Regions from separate parts of the Mus musculus genome. Here region 2 is linked to region 1. A link is a loop called in an ENCODE intact Hi-C map of the cell type or tissue named here. Cell type or tissue: heart. All regions are shown on one strand. Links, peaks and the distances in the headings refer to the core of each region. The heading gives the core; the rest is flanking DNA.

Region 1 (2,832 bases), core at 291-2,790:
CAAAACCACAGCTAAGGATTATCCATCAGGAAAGAGGACAGGATTGAGGGCCTAGTGTCCTAAAAGGAGAAATTTGAGTTATAAGCACAGTGGGAATATGGACAGAAGAGAGCAAAAAAGATAGAAGCTGATAATCAGTTGATAGATCATAGTTTAATGTATTGGAGGAGATAAAGTTTTAGTTATTGAAACCTAAAGTGAACAGACCAGTGGAAGTGGCCAACCAATGGGAAAGAACATGAGGAGATAAAGATTCCAAGATTTGGAAATGAGTTTATTAAAAGAGTATATTATTGGCATCGAAAATACCTAATGATAATGCGAATGGCTTTTTTATAGTAATACCCTGTCCATATATTAATATTATAGGTCAGTTCTAATGCTTGCAGAACAAGAAAGAAAACAAATATGTAGACAGACACCTGAAAATCACTATTGGACATAGAACAGGACCAAATCTCCGTGGCCAGCCTATCTTTATGCTGCAGCAATGTGGATTTGTCTCACCTGCTCTTAGGGATCCATTTCTGGGTGGGAAGTCTGTGGCTTACTTTATGGGTACCCTGTCACAAAAGCTCATACTGTATCGTGGATCACAAATTTCATGAACAGATTCATCACACCCTCATGATGTTCATACTCTGTATAAAATGCTTGAATTGATGCTTAGATATCCATCTAATAATTGTGCATGTGCTGTTTCGATCCCCTTCCAAGCTAGAAGGTTTGGATTGCTTTAGAGACAGGGTGTGGAATATATTGGAGACAGGAACAAATCTCCTATAGGCTCTAAACCTCCTTCTGTGTGGGTCCCAGAACATAGCAGATGGCAGCAAATCCAATGTTAAAGAGCTGGCTTCCCACCTTATAAATAGTCTGTTCTGACCACTAAACAGTGAGAGAGAACAAGAGCCAGCATCACATTAGGCCACAAATTCATCTGTACGCTTTCATCCCTCTGCATATACCTAGGATTATATCAGCCCCTTAGCTTTAAGGTTAATTTACTACACGTCTTTGTTCCTGTGAAGGCAAGCACTTGAATTAACTCATACCTAATTTGCTTCCTAGTTGAGAGATACTCACTGTAGGATAATGTGTTCCGAATGCTGGAGATTTCTAATCCAGAAATGAGATGTGATGTGGTTTTGATAGCATTCCACTGACTCTTCCTAGCCAATCTCAGAAATTGTAGAGTTGGGAACACTTCCACTCAGTGAAGGGACATCATGACAAAAAGGGCAAAATTCTTGTAAACACTGGAAAGGCAGGCCTGGACTAGACCAGAACAGGCCATCTTCCCCTTGGTGAGCTCTAAGTTTGGAACGGAGCAAGGAGTAACAGGGTAGGACTAGCTCTGGAGCATACATCAAGATTGAGGGTTTGACAATACATATTTTTGGTGACCATCTGGGGATTAAATTAACATATTTAAAGTTCAAAAGGGAATAGAAATTCATTACCAGAATGGGAGAGGTCAGTTTTTTCCTGGATCACTCCCAACCAGAAAATTGAGAACAGGATTTGTTGCAGTAAAAAACCCAACGGGATTGTTTTTCCTTCAAAGAAGCCAACAGATGTTTTCGTTCTTTGTAGAGCCAACTCTCGGTTAACCAGCACTTGGACACTTAGATTCTTCGTTATTTTGCTTTTCCTTTTTATTTCACAAAGCCTGAAAGAGTATCTCTCTAGTCAGTGCTTAAGGAATTTTTCTGTTTGTTAGAATATCTATCCTCACTTGATAAGAGCAAATGATATATACTTCCTGTTTATCAACGTTTCTGAGTTTCTTCTCACCTTCTTTTCCTCTTCCGTGACACGCTCATTATTTCTTGTGCCAGCATGTAGGTGAATCCTTAGAGCTTCACATATTCCTATCCCCTCTCCAGATTATTCCCAAACAACCCCATAAGCACCCCACTTCCTGTGGTAAAACATGGGACAATGGGAAATTATATAAAGTAAAGGAATTTTAAAGGCTAGGTGATACAGTCCTGTATATAATGGAAGTCCTCAATGAATGAAATGCTTTATTTCCTAACTAAAAGCAAAAGTATATATAATAATATGTATATATATATATATATATATATATATATATATATGGATATATGTATGTGCATATATATGTATATATATATATAAACTAAAAGGATTATACATATATTTATAATATATAAAATATATTATATATTAATTACTGTTGTTATCATATTACTTTATTTATTTATATTCTATTTATTTTAATTATTCATTATTTTTACATTATCTTATATTTTAATATATAATGTTAACATAAAATAATTTATACATTAATATATAATATATTATATGCTTATAATTATAAATCTATATTTATATAATATATAATATAGATTTATAGATGTATATCCTTTTAGTTACCAAAATATATTATATGTATTTGTTTATATTTGTTATATATTTATATTTATCCATATATAAATATACTGTGTATTTATATTTATATATGAATAAATATATATACACTTTTAGTTAGAAAATTATATAGTTATAGACATATATATATATTCTTTTAGTTAGAAAACAGAAACAACAATAATTATAGTACTCAATGAAAAACGTCAAGTGATCATTTAATTGATACCTCTCTATGAGAAGTAGGAAACAAAACCTAGTGTATCAGGCTTTTTCACATTAAATTTTCTTTGTAATATGAATAGGATAGTACCAGCCTCATTATACAGATGTTACATTAACATGTCAATAGACCATAAGCTCTAGTTCAGGCTGTTGGTGCCATTGGCCAACAATGCAAGTCAGAGCTGCCAGGCACCAAAGCTTTGTATTACA
Region 2 (2,832 bases), core at 42-2,541, 52 kb after region 1:
GCCATTGCAATTTAGAATAACCCTTTTCCCCACAGAATGGCTATTTTGGTTTCTTTACTGTGCCTATTTTCAGGAGCAGCAAAGTTGTTAGTCTCCCTATGGAGCTTATCTATGATTAAAAAGTTTTATTTTGAGCTGGGCATGGTGACACATGCCCTTAGTCCCAGCAATTGAGAGAAAAAAGGCAGAGGCAGGCAGATCTCTTGAGTCCAGCACCTCATCCCACCTACAGAGCAAGTTCCAAGACAGCCAGGACTATTATCACAGAAAACCCTGTCTTGAAAAAACAAAAAACAAAAAAGTTTTATTTTGATATTAAAAGGACTACAATTCAAAAATCATGATATTCAAGGCTTAAGCCTGAAAGGGCTAAACCCAAATTCCTAGTCTTATGGTAGCTACTAAATTATTATAAACTGTTAATGATAATTAAGAAATACAAGTTAATAGTCACTTATAAATGATCCAGTCCTTTAATGTGTTCAGAACTATAGCTGTAGTCATGCTAAGTATGCATGTAATTCATTACAGGAATAAACCTTATTTATCTTCCTGCATATGTTTTCAAGGTTAAACCTAGGATAGACAACTAGAATCAAGCAAAATTTGTCCATCCAAATAAACATTAGATAGATCCTCAAACCCTTCAGAGATCTGTAGAATATGACATTTAAAATGTTTAATAAAAATCCTTTCTGTGATAGACATCTAGCTCCTGACAGTAACCCTAATCTCCTCAAAACAAGATGGGCCCCTCAAACTTGCTTTACATGAGGCAAGCTGAGAGCACACTGTGCAAACTGTGGACAGGCAGGACACTGGGAAGTTGATTGCCCCACTTTACCTAGAAAAAGGTAGGACAGCTCCCCTCCCCCAAATTCCTGCATCACAGAAAAGTCTGTCAGATTTTCTGGGCCTGGTGTCCCATCTACCACAGAGGAGCCTTGGGCGACAGATTGTCAGAGTAGTGTGGTAAGTCTCTGTTATTTGTATATACGCAGAAGCAGGTTGGTCTGCAATGCACTTCCTGCTTACACAGATGACATTTATGCTTCTCAGGTCTCTGATGTGTGTGAAGACTAAACTAAAAAACGTCTGATCGGCTTAACAGCAGAGAAACCAAAGTTCCAACTGCCTTCTCCTCGTGTGTAAAAATCAAGCAACAGGGTTCACTCTCCTATAGCCACCATTACTAGGTCTAGACACAGTTTACTTCATTACCAGACTCAGAAAACAGGTTCCAATGTAACTTTTTACTATTCCTTTAACTAAAGGAACTCTCTTTACAGTGACTGCTCCCAGTCATCCACCACCTGTGTCTTGTGAATAACTGGATAGGAAAAGTATAAAGTTTACATAAGGTCTGAGGATATGAAAGCTATGGTGTGAAGATCTAAGAAAGCGTTTTAAGGTTGGTAAATCCGAGTCACGTAGTTTGGAGGATGAGAAAGCTTAAATGGTGATTCTTGATTTTAGGTATATAAAAACGATGAAAAACTGCTTCCGATTCTTCTCCCTCAGTATGCTACTGTTGTACTGAGACTTCAAGGTTTAGAGCTTTAGCATTAATCAATGGACTTCTGATAAATTATTAGTCTAGCCGGGCATGGTGGCGCACGCCTTTAATCCCAGCACTCAGGAGGCAGAGGCAGGCAGATTTCTGAGTTCGAGGACAGCCTGGTCTACAAAGTGAGTTCCAGGACAGCCAGGCCTATACAGAGAAACCCTGTCTCCAAAAAATAAAATAAAATAAAATAAAATAAAATAAAATAAAATAAAATAAAATAAAATAATAAAATAATTAGTCTAACTCGGGTGAAGTGCTTTCCACTGTTATCAGTAGTCACAAAGTCAAGATTTTAAATTGCCTTTGGTTGTCTTCTAGCTGGGAGGGGGCACAAGGGTGGGCAATGGCTGAAAATTAAATAAATAAATAAATAAATAAATAAATAAATAAATAAATACTTCTCATTGTGATAGATCCATACACATCCTGCCTTCTGGGGAGAGGGAAGAAGGCCCTCTTTCACGGCCTGGAGTCGAACTGGAAACCAAGAGCAAGTGAGCATTTGCCCTTCTGCTCCACAGAAGGTTTCTGTCTTCCCTGAGCGCACCTTAAAGAGTGTTCATGCTTTTAACTCAAAACCATTTCCCAAGTTTCTACTGTGACACAGAGGTGTGAATACGTAGGGTTCAGTACAGATTATAAGCAACGGTAAGGCTAACATGTCTAATACTTGTCTCATTTTGTATGTTTAAAAGGATCCTTGTAAGCTTCATGGAATAGACTTGGATCCACCCCTCACGGGTCAATCAATAGTCTGTTTCCCCACCATCCTATTCCTAAGAGTGGGATTTCTCTCTCTGGTCTTTGAACCCTCTCTTTCCCAACTACCGAGACCACGGTCCTGCTTTGGGGGACCAGTCAAATCATCCAAGAGCTGCCCACAAATGAACCTGCTCTTTTTTACTTTAAATTCATCTTGAATTGACTTATTTTATTGGCAGGGAAAAAAAACCCATTAAACACATATACGACCAAAATGTATAAAATAATCCATCGTGGAGTCCTCAGTAGGCAACCCACATTAGCACAGAGAGACAGTGAAAGTCCATACAGGCTAGAGAGTCCTGCCAAGGGCTGGCCTGGACAAAGCTGTATCTGTTCCCAGCAGAGGCCCGAGGTCGCTTCCTTTAGCCTTCCTGTATTTACATTTAACTCCATCCTTCTCCTGCTGTGCTGCCTAAAGTCCCTGGCACTCTGACTTTCCGAATTGAAAGGGGATGGATTTCGCCTCAAAGGTGTCATTGACAGTTAAGTGTGAAGCCTAG

Evidence for each region. Peaks named below come from ENCODE experiments on the same cell type or tissue, not always from the same donor. Only the 100,000 strongest peaks of a DNase experiment are listed, where the experiment ranks them.
Region 2: it touches region 1 in a loop (2.3-fold over the local background); 1 of 42 quality-filtered maps calls a loop at or near these places.

The regions. Positions count from the first base shown.
Region 1 is chr13:101,833,336-101,836,167 of GRCm38, reverse strand. No RefSeq gene overlaps it. Among named protein-coding and RNA genes, the nearest start is that of Pik3r1, 67 kb to the right of the region's middle. In heart, for the core only: no CTCF peak of the experiment used is centred there; a DNase peak (open chromatin) is centred at 1,317.
Region 2 is chr13:101,780,791-101,783,622 of GRCm38, reverse strand. No RefSeq gene overlaps it. Among named protein-coding and RNA genes, the nearest start is that of Pik3r1, 14 kb to the right of the region's middle. In heart, for the core only: no CTCF peak of the experiment used is centred there; no DNase peak of the experiment used is centred there.